7 separate regions of the Homo sapiens genome follow, and all the other regions are linked to region 5. A link is a contact called in ENCODE Hi-C or POLR2A ChIA-PET data. All regions are on one chromosome and are shown on one strand. Each heading gives the region's core, a stretch centred on a gene start or an enhancer-like site at or near the end of the contact. The rest is flanking DNA. Distances are from core to core; before and after follow the strand shown. Region 1 holds the start of HIVEP2-DT (HIVEP2 divergent transcript). Region 2 holds the start of EPM2A (EPM2A glucan phosphatase, laforin). Region 3 overlaps HIVEP2 (HIVEP zinc finger 2). Region 4 overlaps EPM2A-DT (EPM2A divergent transcript). Region 5 holds the start of STX11 (syntaxin 11). Region 6 overlaps HIVEP2 (HIVEP zinc finger 2). Region 7 holds the start of FBXO30 (F-box protein 30).

Region 1 (2,700 bases), core at 61-2,560, 1.2 Mb before region 5:
GCAGGCACATTCCTGCCTCCAGCGCTCCCGCGCGGCCCCCTCCCCCCAGGACATTACGCAAAGCAGCCTCCCCTCATCTGCATAGATCCGCGGCCAGGGTATTCCCCGCATTTCCCCACGCGCCCGACACCCCTCCCGCGGTCTCCCCCATCCCCGCCCCCTCCGACCCTCACCCTCGGGCCACCGGGAAGGGGCTGGGGGCACACGCCGGGGAGCGGGGGACGGAGTTCGGCGGCGGCGATTCCAATATAAAGTGAAACAAGCTCCCAGCGCCGAAGGAGGCAGGAAAAACCCAGCGTCCAGGCCACTTACCGAGCCGAGGAGGGACCTAGATTCCCGCCGCTCCGCTCTCGCGGTGGCCGGTCCGCCCTCCGCGCACCCCGAGGCTGCACCCAGCACCCCAGACGCGAGACGTGGAGGAACGCTGTGAACGAGCCGGGAGACCCTCCAAGTTGCTCTGGGCTCCGTGGAGCGTCAAGGTCCAAGACACAACTTGGCAAAGACTTGTGCCACAGTCACCGAAGATGTTTGTGCGGAGACCCTCCTGCGGGGAACGACGGCGCTCGGCGGCGCCCCGCTCTCCTCCTCTCCACCCCCTCACCTCCAGCCCGCCTCCCGCCGGCCGCCCGCCTCCGGGCCGCGAGCCCCTCGGGCGGCTGTCAGCTCCCGGCCGCCGCCGGGTGACAGGGGCGGGAGGAGGGCGCGACGCGGCGGCCCGAGCCCCAGCGGGCGAGGGGGATCCTCGCAGCCGCGGCGGCCGCTCACCTGGAAAGTCACCGCTGAGGAGGAGGAGAAGGAGGACGGGGAGGAGGAGGGAGAGGAGGAGGGGGAGGAAACCCCCCTGGTGCCCTTGTTCTCGCTGCCGCGGCGGCCGCTCCTCGCCAAGGCTGAGCGTGTCTGGTGGGGGGTGTCTGGTAGCATTTCCTTAAGGACAGAGGGAGGGCGGGCGCGGAGGGAGGGAAAAGATCCCGACCGCCAGCCCAGGCTCCTCTTGCCTTTATTTATTTTTCTGACACTGTACGGAGATGGGCCCGGGGCAGGGGCCGCCGGGCTCAGGCGGGAGCCGCGAGGCCCGGGCCGCAGCTGTCTGCGTGCGGGAGCCGCAGCGGCCGCCTCCCCTCCCGGGCTGTGGACGCACCGGGTTATTCCTGGCAGCGCCTCCCCGAACAGAAGTTACTAGGAGGAGTGCGCGGCGAGGGCGGACGGGGGGAGAGGCGGAGGGAGGGAGGGAGGAAGAGGGAGAGACTCAGCCAACGACGTCATCGGATCCCCCAGCGCGTCCCAGGGAGGGAGGCTGAACCAGAAAAACCAGTCTGGAGCCAGTGAGCGAGAGAGGGATGTGCGGCGCGCGGGGCGACGGGGGAGGGAGGCGGTCGGGAGGGCAGGGCCGGGCCCCACGGCTGCCGCTGCGGGCGGGGAGATCGCGGCCGCGCACTCGCTCGGTCGGAGCGGGGAACTCCCCGGAGAGCTGGTCTCTACTTGTCATGCAAAAAAACTTGGGCATCTCTAGGAGCCTGAGAATTTCCTTTAAGGATGTGGAAACGTCCTCCGTCCCCACCCCTTCCCCATTTCCCAGAGAATCGTTGTCTGCCTTCCTGACGAACGGAATTGTATAATTAGTAGTGCCCTTAGATTTGGAACCAGTACTCCGGATCCCTGGCCTCTCCTCGCCCCCTGCCTCTACTCACAATTATGTTATCGGTCAAGAAAAGCAAAATCAGACTGTGGCTCCCGGCTGGGTTTCTGGAGCTTTGTAGGGTTTTACTAGCACTTTCCGTGCCCCTGCGGGCGCGCGAACTATTCACGTGCTCGAAACGCCCGGATTACCTTCCCTGAGGTCACTCACCAGGGTGCCCCCGGCACCCCCAGTTCGGGGACCGCGGCCCGCCCTCGCCAGGGGATTCAAATAGGTGTGGGCAGCGGCGCGAAGAGCAGCTGCCGGTTTCCTGGTGGGCCGCGCTGGAACCTCGGGGCGAGCTGCCACCTTCAGCCTGTGCGCTTCCCTCTCCACGGAAGGGACCGGAGTTGAAATCACAACCAACCCTGGGAGAGCGGGGCCGGGAGGCGGGGGAATCCCAGGCGAGTGGGAGCCGAAGCTCTGGGCTTCCTCCCCGGCCGGGCGACACCCGGGGGACACCGGGGCTCTCTCGGGCCGTTACCCTGCCTATGTGGACTGGTGTGCACCCTCGGGGGAGGTTCCTAGGGTGCCACGGTGCCCGAGCGCGACGAGTGACTGCTGGGGAGGGGGGCCGGGTCCCGGAGCGCCTCCTCCGGGTGGTCTCCCCCCCAGCGGGGACCGCGCGCAGCACCTCGCGGGCGCCCCAGCCCCCGCACCCTGCGGAGCAGAGCCGAGCGCCCAGGACGCCGCGGGCCCCAGCGGTCCTCCCCACCCCCTGGCCGCGCCGCCGCCCTGCCCGGGGCGGAGTAAACAAGAGACGCGCAAGATTTGACCTGGCGCGACCCGGCTTTCTGGCCGGGGTTCCCCCTGAGCAGGTGACTCCGTGGGAGGGGTGGAAATGAGTCTCTGGAATTCCGGGCCAAAGACAATAACTGTGGTTCTGCTTTTAAAGCAGGTATTTCACCAGCAACTGCGGAATGTTTTGTGTCTCCAGTTTCAAATTTCGCGGAAAGGGACCAAATGTGAGGACATATAAAATATCCCCTTCTCTTTTCATTAAAAATGAGTGCATTACAAAGGAA
Region 2 (2,700 bases), core at 60-2,559, 1.6 Mb after region 5:
GGTAGATGCAGAATAATTTGTTGCCATTTAAAATATACATCTACATGTAAAATACATATCTACGTGTAGTGACAGTGAAAGATGTCCCTAACATATTGTTAGGCAAGAAAAGCAAAAATTCAGAATTACTATACAATTTTTGTAAAAAAAAAAAGTATATGCATATATCACATACATAAATGTGTACAAGCAGTGTGCTTAAGATGTGTGGAGGAAACACTGTAAGTTTTCACTATGTACATTTCTTTATTATTATTTTACAACCAGCATGTATTGTTTTAGTATTTTAAGAAATCAGGTCATGTCTCAATTGTCATATATCTGGGATTAAAAAAGAAAAAAAAATCCAAAAAGGGAAATATTCAACGTTTTTCCATTAGTTCATTCTCAATATCTATGAAAAAAATCTAAGTAGCACATTGCTGTCTAGGATTAGCGAAAACGCTAGTTTCGTTGGTTGGATCGTTTTGGGTTTTTTTTAGTGAATTAGAGCAGGAAAATGAGGACACAAAACCCAACCAAGGCGGAGTTGGGCTGTTGAAGCCATCAGCGGCGCGCGGCCGGGCAGCCAAGGGACCCGCGAAGGGGGGGACTCGGAGGTCGAGGGGCACTCGGAGGGCGAAGGGAGCCCCGGGCGGGAGACGAAGGGCACTGGCCCGTGACGCAGGCGCGGTTGGAAAGAAGCTGAGGACTGGATGTGCGGAAACCAGGTCAGAGGGGCAGGCAACAGAGTGGGCGGGAAGGCGGCCGGGAGCGCTATACGGGTCTAGGGAATCAGTAGGAAGCCGGAGGCGCGGCTGGCGGCGACAGCGTGGCCGGCAGAGCAGGGTCAGCCCAGGTCGCCCGGGGAGTGCGCAGGGACGCGGGCAAAAAGCCCGGGACGCGCGCCGCCGGGGCCTGCGGGGCCTGCCCGAGGCCGAGGCCCCGGTTGGGGGTGCGGGCCGGAGCTCCCGCTCTGCGCCGGGGGCAGGCGTCTGCTGGCAATACCTTCCCAGGAGAGCTCTCCTCCCGGCTCCCGCTTCAGGAACTTGTACCAGAACGTGTCCACGCGGCCCGGCTCCGCCCCGTCCTGCGCCGCCTCCTCGGCCGCCAGCTCCACCTCCCCGAGCCACAGGCCCGGCTCCTGCAGGGCCAGGGCCCCGTCGCCCGCCGCGGTGCCGGCCGGCCTCAGGCGGACGGCACCGCGCGGCTCCCAACGCCCCAGCTCGGGCCGCGACCCCACCACCAGCAGCTCCGGCCGGGCGCCGGCCACGGCGGGTGGCACCACCACCCCAAAGCGGAAGCGCATGGCGGGCGGCGGCGGCGCGAATACCCGGGCCCGGAGTCCCCGCGGCCGGCAGGCGCGGCCCGAGCACTAGGCGGCCGCAGCGATTGGGCGGTGGTGTGGGAGCCCCGGGCACCGGGGAGAACACGTGCTGTTCTGCGCCTTCTTTGGGATGCATCACGCGGCTCCCGAGCCCAGACTTCGTCCAGGCCGGCGGGAAGGGGTCAGCGGAGCCGCTAGCTGCCTCTTTGTGCCCCGCAACCCCGCGGGCGGTTGATTTCCACCTGTGGGCGCTGGGGACACGCGACCGGAAGAAATGGAAGAGAAAACGGGGTTCGGGGAGGGAGGAAAACTTCTAAGCCAGGCGATCGTCCAGTTCTCTCTCCAAGAGACTGGAAATTAACTTTATGAGGATCATAAGGAAGGGAATGACCTCTAGACAGCCGCCTTCTAATTGTGAAACGGGGGAAGATCTTGGACCTGGTCTCTGGAGCGCTCCCTATCTTAACCAAGTCACTTACTCTAGCAGGTCTCAGGTTCTTTGTCTGTAAAATGAGGGTGTAAAATAATGATCTTTCTAGACCCTACGAGCTCTGAAGGATCTCTGATTGGTGGAGATCACCCAAGACCCGGAGCTGATGCAAAACATTACCTACCATTCCCTTGTCTGAAAAGCCACATCAACTTTCTTTTTTCAAAAACTATATTTTTAGTATGTGTAAAGTAAGTTTGGAGTAAATACTTTCAAGTCCTTTTCAAGGTCAAAACAAAAACTAATTCTGTGACTACAAATGTATGCTTTTTTTTTTTTTTTTGAGACAGAGTCTCGCTCTGTCCAAATGTATGCATTTTTAATGGAGTAAATTAAAAAAAAAAACCTTTGTTTAAAATTTACTTTCAGCAAAAGTCAGCATTATTTTTTCAACTTAAAACCTTTTTGGGTTTTAAGTTGAAACAGGTTTTTTAGCTGTCTGGCCCAAATCCAAAATACGTATATCTTGGTGGGGAACTTCAATTTGTCTCTGCCATAAGACAAACGAATGTCCTGATACTTTTTGATTCTTTAACAAAATTATCCTTGTATTCTTAGGTTTATATATTCACTAACATTTAACATAACACAAATCTGTTACGTGAATTAAAGACACACAAAGGCATTTTTACCAGTGTTTGGAAGTTTGTGAATAGTAAAGGGGAACAGGCCAAAATTTCATGCGTTGAGGATATAAGTAAAACAGAAAGTGCAAAAATGTAAACTACACAAACTCAATCTCTTGTGGAACAATTAGAAAACTAATAATACATTTTACTCTTGAATGTTGATATTCCACTCGAAGTTTGGTTGGTTGCTAAGCTTAAGGATAAACACTATGAAAAATGTGAAGACAGAAGGGCTGGCCAAACACAGCTGATTCGGCAGCAAATCACACATTAAA
Region 3 (2,700 bases), core at 130-2,629, 1.3 Mb before region 5:
TTCTGCATGAGTATATGTGGGAAATTTTCACCCATTTTTTCAGATTATATTATTTAATTAAGTGTACTGTTTGCCCTCCATATTCAGTCATACTCAGAATATTCCCATTAGCAGTCTGATTAAAATTGAGTTGAATTATATACATATGCATCTTTTCAACATTTTGTTGTCCCATGTTTAAAAAAATTGCATATTATTATGAATCTCTACATATACGACATTTTAACATTTATATTCAATAGACATTTATATTCTGCAAGTCTCCTGATTCTCTGTCTTTCCTCATTTCCATTTCACTTGCTTGGAAATACTTCATTCTTCATGTCCAGCAATTAAATTGTGTGAATTCCTCACAAGGTTCCCTAAATCACTTCCTTTACATGCCGGAAAATGCTGATTAAATAGAAGACAAGTACTTAAAATCCTATCTTAAATAAAATATCTTCATTTCCTTGACCAAAATGAAATTAAAACTGCATGTAAACAATATCACCACCACAAAATAATATCTCATGTAACCATTCTATTCCTTAGAATATTTACATGACAAAGCCCTGAGTTCCTTTAAAACACAGCTGAATGGCTTCAGCTAGCTAGAGCCCTCCTCCTTCCCTTCCACCCACCATTGTCTCTTATTTCTGCTATCTGTGAAACAGTTCTGAGTTCAAAGATAGAGAAAAAGTGCAGAAATACAAATCACTTAAAATTATAAATAAAATATGTTAAACCTAAGTTTGACTGAAAATAGTCTAAATTTTGTTGTGCATGTTAACTAAATCCACGTGTTATCTTCCTTGATTTCACAAAGCTAGGTACTCTCAAGGAATCTTATGGTTTACATAACCGATATGGTACATGAAGAATTCTAGACTCTGTACTGAAAGGGAAGAGAAGGACAAAAAGAAAAAATGGGAAGAAAAAAAAGACCTGAACGTCTGTGTGTAGATAGGCAAATAAGAACTGAAACTGTTTGCCATCCGCACTTTGAAAGTCACACTATGTGTCAAGTTTGTCAAGTCGAGTGAAAGAAGGAGTGATGTGCTTCTCCACTTTCCTGAAGAACCACGTAGAAAATGTGGCAAATATTTAATTTAAGCCTTGTTTCCTGAAAGACTGCAAGATGCCCACAAATTTTCTTTCCCAGAGTTCAAAATAGCAAGCTGAGTGGGTGTAAGCACTTTAAGTGAAAAAAAAAAAGTAACTAAGGAAAAGGAAATCGTACTTTCTGCTTCTTAGTATAAGATTTTTTTTTAAAGGCCATTTAAAGAGATATTAGTGATTAGGATCTGGTGGTTGTCTTGAATCAGAATACAAATACAGTCCTGGTGACCTCAGACAGAGCCCCCTGGCCACATTTAAACATGATTCATTCTGTGTAAAGATGAAACTGACAACATCGTAGTTACAGTAAGAGCAAGCTGTTGTCTGCTACGATCAGATACCTAAATCACAACAGGAAAACACTTGCACGAAGGGAAAGCTGAATGTCTATAGGGCCTCTACCCTTTCCCAAGAGAGGGACCTTCCTCAGCAGTGCTTTATAATATTTTCACATGTAGATGAGTCACCAGGGGAGCTTGTTAAAAATATGGGTTCTGATTCCGAAAGTCTACGTGGAACCCCAAAGTTCCCAGGTGATAAGTTCGCTGGTCTACACTTTGAGAAGCAAGACTGTAGTCTGTAACAATAGTTTCCTAATAGCCAGACACCAGAAATCACAATCAACCAATTAAGAACACTTACTAGTTACCTGTGCCAGTTGTTATAATAAAGTACATAACAGGTGACTGAGCTAATACAGAAAAAAAGTATGTTTTAAAAAAATAAAAGCTAAATGTGTGAAAAAGACTCTAAGGATAATAGGAGTTGAGAACAGGAAGAGTTCTGTGGGGACTAGAGTGGTCGCAAATGGCTTCATAGAGCAAGCTGGACGTGTGCAGCCCCAAGTTAAGGGAAGGGGTGGATGTAGAGAAAGAAAGAGCAGGCCACCACTAAGGGCAATTCTAGAAGGGAGAGCCTAGAGTTCCCACAAGAGAAAGCTACGGTGAGCCTGCTTTGTGGTTATAGATATTATCATTGGAAGCTTTTAATCAGAATTCACTTTGAACCAGGTGAAAGGAAACTCTGGCCTTGTTTAAAATTTGTCGGTTTGGAAATTATAATTCTATTCCAGGACAGGAAAGAATGGGTAGTTTTGCCTTAGTCTTATGCAAATTTTCTCCATTGGCAGCAGCAATAGTGTTATGAATGACATTTTAGGTTTGAGCCTGGGAGCACAAAATTACCATTTTTGTACATATATTTATGCATATGTATGCCTTTGGTTAACATATGTCTTTAATGATTAAGACTTTCAGAGCATTAGAATCATAACTTTTCACTACAATAGATTTAATAATCTTCTGTTACTTCGAGTACTTGAATTTTACTTTTATTATAAAAAGAATTTTTTTCTCCTGTAACATACTTTCGGATGGCACATACCCACACAACACCCTCAACTCCAGCAATATTCTTCCATTCTTCTCTTTCCTCCCACACTGGCTGACAATGGGAAGAAAACATATCCAGAAACAGAATGAAATTATTAATGAATTATACCTTATGTGTTTTTTTTAATCTTAAAAGAGTTTTTCCTACCAACCCACAATACGTTGGGTATTGCACAATGGATTCAACAGAAAAGCAACTGAGGATTCC
Region 4 (2,700 bases), core at 93-2,592, 1.7 Mb after region 5:
TCTTGTGATATGTGCATATCTATTATTTATCCACATAAGTAATTTGCATCATGTGAGTGTCTGGCTTGTGCTGTGGTCCCAGGAAACCTGCAAAGCAAACCATCATATATAAACTTACATTTCTTTATGTGAGTGCTTTATTATTTCATCTTGTTGACAAATTAGATCACTTCCCCTCTCCTTGTCGTATGACCATAACTTAAGACAAATCTCTTAGGTCTATCATCTATATTCTCACTTCCTCATTTCTTTATTCTTCATGTTTCACAATTCCTTAATTTAGACCCTAATTTGGGTTTCTTAATGTTTATTCCTTACAGACATGTATTACTGAATAAGCCCCATAATTTTTACTTGTGCAAAACATCTCTAAATTGAAAAAGATGATAAAAAACAAATCAAAAAATTTTTAAAGTAAATAAAAAACAACTCACAAATCACCAAATCTCTCAACTGTAGAATGGCAGTTGTCAGGGACCAGGGGTGGGAGAATGGGGTGATGTCATGAAAACAAAATAACGCCTGTTCCTCAAAAAACCTGTGGAAATAAAAAATTAAAAATTAAAAAATAAAAAATAAAAACAGCAACAACAAAACAATAAAGCCTCTTGGAAAGAGGCTGTATTTAGCAATCTGGTACAAAGAAAGAAATTTTTTTTTTTTTTTTTTTGGGTAAGCCACTTAGCTTATGAACAAAATAATAGCCCATGAATTAAATTTTAAAATGTTTGGAGAATAAAGCTAAGGTTAAAAAAAAAGAGAAACTGCATTCTTTCCAAGTAAAAAGCCCAAAGGGATCAAAGTTTGATGATGCCCTAGATTCTGTGACAGTCTACACTGAAATAATTATTTGTTCCTTTTGAATTGCCACGTTTTAGGTCATTAGTAGTGAGCAAATGTATTAATGCCACTATCATTTTTTGCTAATGTTCTTCTTTCTTCAGCCTAGTAATTTGAAACTATCAAATAAAATTTATAAACACACACACTCACACACACACACACACACACACACACACACACACTTTGAGACCGTGGTGCCTTTCTATTTATTTCTAGTATGGAACATTCAGAAACATAAATTGTAACATTTTTGTAAACTGCTATAATTTCATTATTTGGATTGAACATCTTCTTGCCCATAATTGTGACCATCTCAGGTACCTGGCTTAAGCCTGTTAGTTAGTTCACATATTGGCATTGCTATAGATGGAATTATTTCCCCATGCAAATTCAACTATTGAAGTCCTAACCCCTAATGTTATGACGTTTAGAGATGGGGCCTTTGGGAGATATTAGATTTAGATGAGATTATGAAGGTGGAGCCCTCATGGTGAGATTAGTGCCATTATAAAGAGATACCAGAGAGCTTTCACTTTCTCTTTCCCATGTGAGGACATAGAAGTAGATGAAAAGATGGTTGCTAAAAAGAGTTCTCACCAGAACCCAACCATGTGACATCCTGATCTTGGACTGCCAGCCTCCAGAACTGTGTGAAAATGGATGAATAAATGAATGAACGAATAAAATCTATTGTTTCCACTGAGTCTATGGTATTTTGTTATGGCAGCCTGAGCTGACTAAGACAGGTGGCCTTTGACCCTGTTTAGGAGATTCCTGTCAGGATTTAGAAGCAGACGTTTAATTTCCATCACAGTTCAAGCTACTAGTCCAGCTGCAATAAGAAGCAACATGCATTTGAGTAAGTTCTGAAGCGGGCTTCATTTCAGGAGCTGTGCCTCAGTATGGGCAGAGGCCCGGGCAATCTCTCCAAGAGTTGGGTTCAGCTGCATCTTGGCTTACTGGCTGCCTCAGTGAGAATTTCTAAACAAAGCAGAATAGCAGGAAACCTCTGACCAGTTTACCTTTTATGCTTTCATTTCCTATTTTTTTTCTTTTTTGGTAACTTTCTTTGACTTAAGGTGACAAAAGAGCACCTTTTGCAGAAGCTAGGACAATGTGGTAGAGTGAAACAAACCTGAATTTGGTGTCAGAAAGTCTGAGATTCACATCCAGGCCCTATTTGGAAATCTATGCATTTATGCATCCTTCCTCTGGTGATCTGATTCCATGGAGCTATTTTACAACTCTTTGTTAAACTTACCTGGTAGTCACACAAATTCTGTCCTGTGCACCACAAGCTCTATTGACTTCCCTCTTCCTCACCTTTATCCCCAAGGGGGAAAAACAGTTGCTTTCATTTGCCATTAATTTCAATATTCTTTTATGCCATATAAATTTGTGCTTCTTGACTTCTTTTTTGAAATGGTTGTAACATCTGTCTGCTTCCCTCATTGAATGTGTTAAACAAAATCTTTAACGTCTATTCATTTTTATATCTGTATGAAAGTCACACTTTAACCTTTTTCTGAAAATTATTTTTTAACACCCAGCTTCCTCATTTGGAAAATGGGGATAATAATAACTCTCTTATCCTCCTTTCTACATTTCTGGGATTAAACGAGTTATAATTAACTGGATTGAAATGATCATTAAGGGTTGAAAATGTGTCTTATCTACTTTTGTTTTCCTAACACCTTGGAAAGAGAATCTGCACATCAAAGTGCTCTTTATGATAAAATACAAGACAAACAGGACGTGGTTTTATCATTATCAGACATTATTAGCAGCATGAGTGGCAGCAACCTCTGACCTCCTTTTGCAAGTGGCCAGAGGGTTCATGTCAGGTGGCATTCAAAG
Region 5 (2,700 bases), core at 175-2,674:
GTTGACGTTGGCTTAGAACATCTGGCTGGGGTAGTGTCTGTCGGCTTTCTCCATTGTAAACCTACTGTTTTTCCCTTTCCACATTGTACTATTTTGGAGGAAGTCACTGTGCACAGCCTAGGGTACATGATCTACATAAATTATTTGGAATTATTCTGTATAGGAGATTTGTCTCCTCTCCGCCTTTTATTTATTTATTCAATTATTTATTTATATCAGTGTAGACTCATGGATTTTTTTACTTTGGCTTGTAATCCAATACTACCTTGTTTAGTTTACTTCGTTGCTCAAATGGTTCCATCTTTGGCAACTGGGAGCTTTCAGGTGGTTCCTGTGTCTAAACATTCTGCCATCAAGGCAGGATTCGTTCTTTAGTTTTATTTTTTTTCTTCTCATTCAATTGAGACAGCGTCTCATTCTGTCGCCCAGGCTGGAGTACAGTGGCGCGATCTCGGCTCACTGCATCCTTGACCTCTCAGCCTCAAGTGATCCTCCCACCTTAGCCTCCCGAGCAGCTGGGATCACAGCGTGCGCCACCACGCCCAGTTAATTTTTTTATTTTTTGTAGAGATAGGCTTTCACCACATCGCTCAGGCTGGTCTCAAACTCCTGGGCTCAAGAGATCCTCCCCCTTCGGCCTCCCAAAGTGTTAGGAATACGCGCGTGAGCCACCGCGCCCGGCCCGATTTTTCCTTTTTTGAGTATCACTTCCTTACTTTTCAGCCTCAGCCTTGTTTTTCAAGGTGCTTTACCACCACCTGGCACAATCCACACTTTCTATTTATCCCTCCCCGTTAAAGTGCCGGGACCTGGAGGGTGGGTCTTGGCAGTATTTTTGAGCGCGGTGGGCACACAAGGGGACGCTCAGTTGATATCCAGAGAATGATGAGCCCGGCGGGTGTTGAGGCCGACTGGAGAGAGGTTGGTCGGCAGGGTTCTGGGAAGGCGGTGCTCGGCCTCCGTGTGACCGCAGGCTCCTCGCCCGCGTCCTCGAGGGTCCCAGGGATGCAGGACCTGCCGCAGCTTCCGCAGCCACACCCACGCTCAGAGACGGCTTCCAGCGTCCTCGCCGCGGCAACGCACCGGACTGCAAATGTCACCAGCGCAGCGGGGATTCCCGGGGGAAGTCCAGCGCGCTCCCTGCCCTGGGGACCAGAGGACGAGCGGAGGAAGTGTCTTGGGCGGCAAACATCCCACTCCCCGCGCCGGTCCGCGCAGCCCGCGGGAACGCCCCTGGGCTTGCGGGAGGGGCTGGAGCGCGTCCCCGGCTCCGGGCGGTCCCGAGCGCATGGACTCTGGGTGGGGCGGGAACCCGCGCTCTGTGAGCCGGCTGCCGCCGCGCCCCAGCGCTGTCATCCCGGGGCGGGGCCTGGTCCCCAGCTGTGGTCGCTTCCTAAGCGGCGGGGGCTGAGCCGGCGGCGCCCAGATGCGGCCGCGGCGGCGCGGAGCTCGGGCGGCCGTGGAGGAACTCAGCCTCGGCCGCAGGAGGCGCCGGGAGCGGAGCCGCCGGGAGTCGCGCAACAGGTTTCCTTCTCCATCGCTGCGCCCACAGGGGACGCGCGCCCTGCCGGGAGAGGGGCTTCTCGGTTCGCACTCTCGCTCCCAGTCCAGGTTTGTTTTTCTCTTCCTGAGCCCCCATTTCTCTTCCTGACTATTTTCCCCGTGCGCGGAGAGATCGGGGAGGGCGGGTCGGGGCGGGGGCACTGTCTAGGCTCGGGACCCGCGGCTGTGCCTTAGGTGGGATTTTGGATCTGGCGCAGGTCCTCACGCCGCCTCTGGGCACCTTCGGAAACACAGCATTGGGTTTCTCATATAAAGCAGAATGATTTTTTAAAATTACTTTTAATTTCAGAGGCTGAGGGACTTAGGATTTAGTGCTTCGTAAGAATTATTTTAGGGATACCTGTTGGTAGGCTGCCTTTATAAAGTGTCCACCCAAGACTACTTTTATTTTAAATCGAAAGGCTGGAGTGTTTTTTTATTATCACCTCTTCACTTCCTAGTAGGGTGACTGTGTCAAAAACACCAGAATGGGTACTTCTTGACTTGAACTTGGCGGTGTCACTCAGTAGCCAGGAAAGACGGAGAAATTGATAGAGCCTTCGAGGAGTCCCTTCGAAGCCCACGTAAGACTTTGTTTTAGAAACATGGAGAGAAGTAGTGGCAATGCCTGCGAGAGCCACGCCGTCCTGAGAGGGAATTCTGCCTTTTTCTAGACTCCGCTGACACCAGCTGAGATCTGTATTACTTCCTGTGGTTCTCACGCACTTGTTTCAGCCGTTTCTCAGCAGAGGGAGGAGCTGTTATTTACAGGTATCCAAAAATGAGTCACAGGGCTGCTCTCTTAATTGTGAGACTTTGTTAATGAACTTTTGAAAAGCGAGGCTTGCTTTAAAATGAGACTCTAGATGTGAAATGCCTGCCCTGCCAACCTGGGGCAGTGGTATGGGAAGTGACGATTGAGTTTTCAGTTTCCTAAGGCGCCTGATGTTACAACATGCCAGTAAAGGTCACTGGGCTGATCTAAGATAACCATTGAAATCATGTGCTTTGCCACAGATGCCCAAGAGAAAATTAATTTCATTATTCAATGACCATTTTGCTGTCATTTTCACTGCATGGGAGAAAGGTATCATTTAATGTGGTGATTGTAAGTAACTCTCTAAAATCAAAATATTTCAGACAGTTTGTGTTTACTAA
Region 6 (2,700 bases), core at 56-2,555, 1.2 Mb before region 5:
CTTAAATTTCCTTATTGCATAAGTAAGCTGAAAGTTTCCCAAGAAAAATGACATCGTACTATATGCACATCTCATAATCCTATGGGGACTTCTTTTAAATGAGAACATTTAGGCAACACTACTGAAAGCATACATAAGTCAGCGGTTAGCTTCATGACTCAGTTTAACTTAAACATGTAAACATAGTGTATGTTCCAATTTGGAATGATTTTTGAGGTTTACTAGAAACTACTAAATAATATTTTCATTTAGTAAGTCCTTTCTCTGTCAACTCTTTGATGTAAGAAACCTTAGCAGACCTCCCAGTGAACTTTAGCATTTTGGCTGTGTGTCCAAAAGAACAATCTACCATTACAAAGCCTATTCATGAGTCAACCAGGGACGTAATCACAATCACGACTGCTCAGCTGATACGACTCTTCTTTATCATACCTGCAAGTATGGAAGACACGTAAGATTCAAGTTACTAAATTATAGATTATTAGTACTAAACATCGATTCTTAAATATAGTTCTAAAGATGATTCATGCAAATTTAAACTTTTTTTAAATTTAACAGCTTGGGTTAACTTGCTTGTGTTCAACTTTTTACGTCTACCTCTAGCAAAATAATATTATTATAAAAACAGTAAAAGTCCATCTAATAATTTCAGTATAATAAATCCAGGGCTTTGACACTGTCTTCAAATTCACAAGATCATTAGTATTCTTTTAAACCAAATTAATCATATTCCCTAAATAACAACAGCTAAAATCATGAACACTGAGATCATTTTCTTGTAATGATTCTGTCTGGAAGTGTATTAACGGCATGATGTTTGTGCTTTGCACTAAACATTCATATCTTTGTTTCCACAACAAAGTAAAAAGGTGGCAGTTAGAGGGAGAGTTAAACAAGGTTTCCTGTGAGGGCTTTGTGAAAAGAAAGAGCGTATATTCTATCCGGGCAATGACAAACGGACTCAGGCCTCCTGAGGTCAGCGCTCCTGGGCACCATCAGGCCCCACTTCGGGAGCCCCCGGTGCTCCGGGCCCACCTGACTGGGCGTCCTCTGAGTCAGGGAGGTGCCAGTGCTGTGGTCCCCGCGAGCCCAACTGTCCCCTGACCCCCGGGCTTTTCCGCACCGTGGAGTCCCCCGACACGCTGGGGCCAGTGAACCCGGGCCGGGGCGCGCGTTCTCCCTCCCGGACCAGCTCCCGGCGCTGGGCCCGCGGCCGAGAAACTAGGTCTGGGCCGGCCCTGCGGCGGCCGCCGGGCGCGGCGAGCCCCACTTTCTCCCGGCAGGAAGGGGGGAGGCCGAGAGCATTTCCTGTTGTGCAGCTGAGCCCTGCGGAGACGTCATTGCATTCATGCTCCCTCGGGTGTCAGCGGACGGGGGGCCAAAGTTCAAGCCGCGTCCAGGGCAGGCAGCGCGCGGCGGCGCGGCGGCGCGGGGCGGGCGGCCAGGGCTCCCCTCTCCCGCTGGCGCTCCCGGCGCCTCCGTCCCCGGCCGGCCCAGCGCTGCTACCGGAGGCCAGCCCTGGGGCTCCGCGGGGAAGAGCTGCTCTTCCTCCCGGAGGAAACCGAGCTCGCAAGCCCAGCGCTCCCAGCCGCAGACTGCAGGCTGCCCTCCTCCACCGCCTGGATTTCCCACGGGGAGGAAAAGGCGTGCGTTTCCAGGTGTTTGGAGGACGCACTGGCCGGGCGCACTTTCCTCAGCGTAATTTTGAACGCAGTTTCCCTAAAGATGACTCTTTTTTCCACTAGGATTATTTCCAAGTCATCAAAAGTGAAAAATCACGTAAGTGTTGTTGCAGTTGTTTTCCCCTCGTTTTCTATCTCCTTTCCAATTGTGAATTCCGTAAATAACTGTCAGACATAAAACAGGAAAAGGAACATTTCTTCACTGCAGAGCTCCAGTAAGGTGAAAGTAGGCAAGAAGGCCCCCTGAGACGTTTCTAAAAGCATATTCTATATGTTTTCATTATGAAAACACCCACTGCACTCCTTTTATTTATTAGGACCTTAAGTTATCCTATCTCAACTAATACTTTTAACAATCAGAATCTCTTAAGAATCTTTCAATCTTATACTTATCCACTTTAATAGCCAACAAAACCTTTAGCCAGAGTGTTTTAAAATGGAAATTACCTGTTCATGTTTCTTAAAGATTTTTAAAGTCTCCTTCTAAATTTCCAGCCTTCCATTTAGTTTCAAGCCATAAACCAGATTATAACAATGTGTAATTGTAGAGAAGCTGTGGCTTACGGTTAATAACGATTAAAAATAAGGCCATAAGGTATTTTATGATCATTTTGAAATAAAAAATTGAAATAGTTTAATTTCAGCTTGTGCAGTTTGAGACAGATCGTCAACTACAAAACAAATTGTAGATTCTGTTCTCATGGTGAACAAACATTACAGATGTTTTACTGTGTCAACATCTCTAACATTTGAACTAAGCAATGTTTCACATCAGGACATGAATTAAAACAATGTAAACTATGGACCTGGGGTGACCATGATGTGTCGATGTAGGTTCTTGGATTATAACAAATGTACCACTCTAGCGCAAGACTTCGATAGTGGAGGAGGCTGTGTGTATGTGGGGACAGGAAGTACATGGGAAATCTCTGTACCTTCCGCTGGATTTTGCTGAGAAGCTAAAACTACCCTAAAAATATAAACTCTATTTTTAAACATATGTTTAGGGTTTTATGAG
Region 7 (2,700 bases), core at 104-2,603, 1.7 Mb after region 5:
ACTAAGCATGAAGAAGAGTGATTCAGCGGAAACCGCATATTGAAATCTAACCCTCTGAAAAATCCTAAAGGTTTATTTTATGCTACTCTTTTCCTTTTGCCATGTCAACAATTGGACTGCTTTGGAAAACCTTAGTATGAGCAAATGCAAAACCTGTTAATATAATTTCCATAGGTCTCTAAAGAACAAACAGTATTGAAATTTAGCAAATGGAAATTAAAATTTAAAAAGTTTGGGATTTTGTATTAAAAGATTTTAAATTAATCTACACCGATATCAGAATGCCCATAAATAACTTCATCTTGGATCAGAGTCAACGAAGTAATCATGGAATAAAAGGTCAATTCGTTCCCAAGCATCTTTTATCTGGGACTTACAACAGGGCTCAATAAGAAAAACAAGAGAAAGGGAGAGGGAAATGGAGTACTAGGACATTGGTAAACACATACTGTTTTGCCTCTTTGCCTCTATACTCCCAAATATACCCGTTAAAAACATACTGGCAGATTACTTTGAATTCAGCACGCGCTCTATAAACCCCTTCCAAGCAAAGGAGTTCCAAGGCGCAGGTCTTGGAACAACACAAATAACCTCAGGTCTGCAAAATAAGGAAGTTCCCCTTTAATAAGGACCGAGGCTAAGGCTAAGATCCTCTCACTTCCATGAATGGCAAAGTTACCAACTTTGCTCATCCCGTGCAGACAGTGGATGATGCCTCCCCAGTCTTACTTTAAGCCATTTGTCCCCAAATAACCCAAGTTTCTAAAAACCAGACGGAACGAGAAGCTTAGGGTTCCCTAAGTTTAACTCCTCCTTCGTCCCTTCCCAATACAAAGACACACAAACTGGGGGGGACACGGAGGTCGGTGCCCTCGAGGCTTAAGTCGCCATTTGCTGACCTCAACGGCTGGCCCGGCATGCGGCCCGGCGAGGACACGAGCGCGGCGGACGCCCTCTCAGGGCGCCCGGACGGCCGACCCGGGACGCGCATGGACCGGGGTCAGCCGCCTTTCCTCTGCTCCAGGCCGGGCCCGTCAACCCCACGGCCGCCAGCGCCAGCGCCTCGGTCCCGGCCGCGGCCTCAAACTGCCCGGCCGCTGCCTTCGTCCCCGCCGCAGCGCGGACGGCGCCGGCCTCCCCTGCGGGCCTCCCGTCACTCACCGGCCGGCGCGGCCGAACCGCGGCCCAGGCCCTAGCTGCCCTGGACGCCGTGCCCAGCTGCTCCGCTCTGTCCCGGCGACGCTCCGTACCCCACACAGCCGTCCGAACCGCCTCCTCCGCCCCTCTTCCCCAGCCGGGCCGCCGCCTTTTCTCTTCTCCCGGCCTGCTCCAGAGGCAGCCACCCTCCTCGCGCGCCCCGCCCCGCTGCGCCCCGCCCACCCGGCCCGGCTTCTGCCGACAGCTGGGCGGGGACGCGCACGCAGTCCCGGCGGGGACGCGCACGCCGCCCTCTGACCCCGCAGCGTCGTGGCTAGAGTAGGGTCTGGAGAGAGCTCCCACTGTGGCGAGTCCTGTCGTTGGATTCCCGCGGCGCCCCGTAAGGCTCCGCCCCGGCGGTGCTACCAAACCCTGTTCGATTTTAGAATCGTACATTCCCAGAGGGAATCCTAGACCCCTCATTTTACAGTTGAGGAAACAGGCCCAAGTAGCATGACTTGTTCGCGCCGCTAGTCGAAGGAGCAGCAGCCCCGATCCCTTGACTCTGGGGCACTGCTTTCCCTTTAGCTCATTTTTGGAGGAAATGGGTGCGCCCTTGCTCGACCTTTGGTGATTGCCGCCACAGGCCTTCCCGCCGGCTAACTCAGCGTGCCCAAGTCCCGTGACTTAGTGCCAGGACGGTGCTGTGACCCGTTATCCCCTGTCGGGTTTTACCTCCCCCCGGGAGAGCTCAGCCCTGGATCCCGGCGGGCGGCGGAGCCTCTCTGGAGCCCGGACGGGACAGCCCACCAGGGTCTGCTTCTGTGAGGGGCCGAGGCGTCATTCCGCGAAGGTAATTAGCTGGGGAGGGGACTTGAAGCCGCTTTTGCAGTGTACCTTACATATGACTGGGGAGTAAAGAAATCCCACAGGGCTGTATCAAAGAATGGATGGATGTCCACGCCCCCGCTACCACCACCAAGCCTTGGTCTACGGCCGAGGGACAGTGATTCCGAGCTCTGGGTGTTGGGAGCCGCTCACCCGCCCCCACCCCTCTGTCGGGGACTCCTGCCCACCCCGTCGCAAGAGAATTACAACAAAGGAAAGATGGTTGTAATCCTGGCAGTGGGGATGGGGGCAGAGCCAGGAAAACACTGTTGTCATCCTTTTTGTGGCTGCATCTTTACCCCTTGCTGTTGTGCTTTGGGAAAGAGAGCTCACACATAATTTGCTATCCTACAGAGAAAGCCTGTGGGTTTTTCAGATCCGTAAATTAAACAAAACAAAACAAAAACTGAGTTAGGAACTTAGATTACAGAGTAAAGGTTGATTCCTTAAATGATTAACTTTTTGAAAAATTATCTGTTCCCCTTATTTTGCCTGATTTGGCTGTAGACAGGCTCTGGTCCTCGGTTCAGACCTTGAGAGCCACTGTCCAGAGAGCTACATGGTCAGGATGGGGAAACAGGCAGGATGGCCCAGTGGGAGAGGATGTAGGTGCTGCTACACTATAGCCCCGCTCAATGCTCACTGTCCTGGATTGAGTCACAGACCTTTGTTTTG

The links. Hi-C counts contacts between places; a loop is a spot of excess contacts on that map. ChIA-PET counts read pairs that join two places held with the same protein, here RNA polymerase II (POLR2A). Pooled maps may share reads with other maps.
Region 1: a loop to region 5 is called in a pooled map, with 8 times the contacts of the local background. The contact joins the promoter of HIVEP2-DT here to the promoter of STX11 in region 5. A Hi-C loop is called at or near these places in 1 of 168 maps with a recorded cell type or tissue (naive thymus-derived CD4-positive, alpha-beta T cell), 18 of 37 single-sample maps with no recorded cell type and 12 of 50 pooled maps.
Region 2: a loop to region 5 is called in a pooled map, with 7 times the contacts of the local background. The contact joins the promoter of EPM2A here to the promoter of STX11 in region 5. A Hi-C loop is called at or near these places in 8 of 37 single-sample maps with no recorded cell type and 10 of 50 pooled maps. POLR2A ChIA-PET finds 5 or more read pairs at or near these places in 1 of 52 experiments (GM12878).
Region 3: a map with no recorded cell type shows a loop between it and region 5 (4-fold over the local background). The contact joins the enhancer-like site here to the promoter of STX11 in region 5. A Hi-C loop is called at or near these places in 7 of 37 single-sample maps with no recorded cell type and 8 of 50 pooled maps. POLR2A ChIA-PET finds 5 or more read pairs at or near these places in 1 of 52 experiments (T-cell).
Region 4: a map with no recorded cell type shows a loop between it and region 5 (5-fold over the local background). The contact joins the enhancer-like site here to the promoter of STX11 in region 5. A Hi-C loop is called at or near these places in 2 of 37 single-sample maps with no recorded cell type and 3 of 50 pooled maps.
Region 6: a pooled map shows a loop between it and region 5 (4-fold over the local background). The contact joins the enhancer-like site here to the promoter of STX11 in region 5. A Hi-C loop is called at or near these places in 1 of 168 maps with a recorded cell type or tissue (naive thymus-derived CD4-positive, alpha-beta T cell), 1 of 37 single-sample maps with no recorded cell type and 4 of 50 pooled maps.
Region 7: a map with no recorded cell type shows a loop between it and region 5 (7-fold over the local background). The contact joins the promoter of FBXO30 here to the promoter of STX11 in region 5. A Hi-C loop is called at or near these places in 5 of 37 single-sample maps with no recorded cell type and 8 of 50 pooled maps.

The regions. Positions count from the first base shown.
Region 1 is chr6:142,945,179-142,947,878 of GRCh38, forward strand. HIVEP2-DT (HIVEP2 divergent transcript) reads left to right here and starts at 1,311. Exons shown (of 3, transcript XR_001744397.3): 1 at 1,311-2,700. It also overlaps a transcript of HIVEP2 not described here. RefSeq lists silencers at 138-367, 598-1,227, 1,278-1,497, 2,078-2,487 and an enhancer at 2,528-2,577.
Region 2 is chr6:145,734,211-145,736,910 of GRCh38, forward strand. EPM2A (EPM2A glucan phosphatase, laforin) reads right to left here and starts at 1,310. Exons shown (of 4, transcript NM_005670.4): 1 at 988-1,310. The coding sequence starts at 1,288. EPM2A-DT (EPM2A divergent transcript) reads left to right here and starts at 659. Exons shown (of 3, transcript NR_038246.1): 1 at 659-710. RefSeq lists a silencer at 785-1,374 and enhancers at 1,535-1,594, 1,605-1,654, 1,675-1,724.
Region 3 is chr6:142,841,557-142,844,256 of GRCh38, forward strand. All of the region lies in intron 1 of HIVEP2 (HIVEP zinc finger 2), which reads right to left. Among named protein-coding and RNA genes, the nearest start is that of HIVEP2, 100 kb to the right of the region's middle. RefSeq lists an enhancer at 1,650-1,939. Within about 2 kb of position 1,380, at least 12 of the 41 ENCODE cell types and tissues checked have a DNase peak (open chromatin) inside an H3K27ac peak, as active enhancers do.
Region 4 is chr6:145,863,954-145,866,653 of GRCh38, forward strand. The region is part of intron 2 of EPM2A-DT (EPM2A divergent transcript); the gene reads left to right. It also overlaps a transcript of SHPRH not described here. Among named protein-coding and RNA genes, the nearest start is that of FBXO30, 51 kb to the left of the region's middle. RefSeq lists an enhancer at 1,270-1,439. Within about 2 kb of position 1,343, at least 6 of the 41 ENCODE cell types and tissues checked have a DNase peak (open chromatin) inside an H3K27ac peak, as active enhancers do.
Region 5 is chr6:144,149,093-144,151,792 of GRCh38, forward strand. It overlaps STX11 (syntaxin 11), which reads left to right and starts at 1,425. Exons shown (of 2, transcript NM_003764.4): 1 at 1,425-1,611. RefSeq lists a silencer at 1,112-1,551.
Region 6 is chr6:142,925,591-142,928,290 of GRCh38, forward strand. All of the region lies in intron 1 of HIVEP2 (HIVEP zinc finger 2), which reads right to left. Among named protein-coding and RNA genes, the nearest start is that of HIVEP2, 18 kb to the right of the region's middle. RefSeq lists silencers at 1,084-1,653, 2,555-2,644. Within about 2 kb of position 1,306, at least 34 of the 41 ENCODE cell types and tissues checked have a DNase peak (open chromatin) inside an H3K27ac peak, as active enhancers do.
Region 7 is chr6:145,813,442-145,816,141 of GRCh38, forward strand. It overlaps FBXO30 (F-box protein 30), which reads right to left and starts at 1,354. Exons shown (of 3, transcript NM_032145.5): 1 at 1,162-1,354. The region is part of intron 1 of EPM2A-DT (EPM2A divergent transcript); the gene reads left to right. RefSeq lists enhancers at 763-1,317, 2,375-2,444 and a silencer at 995-1,534.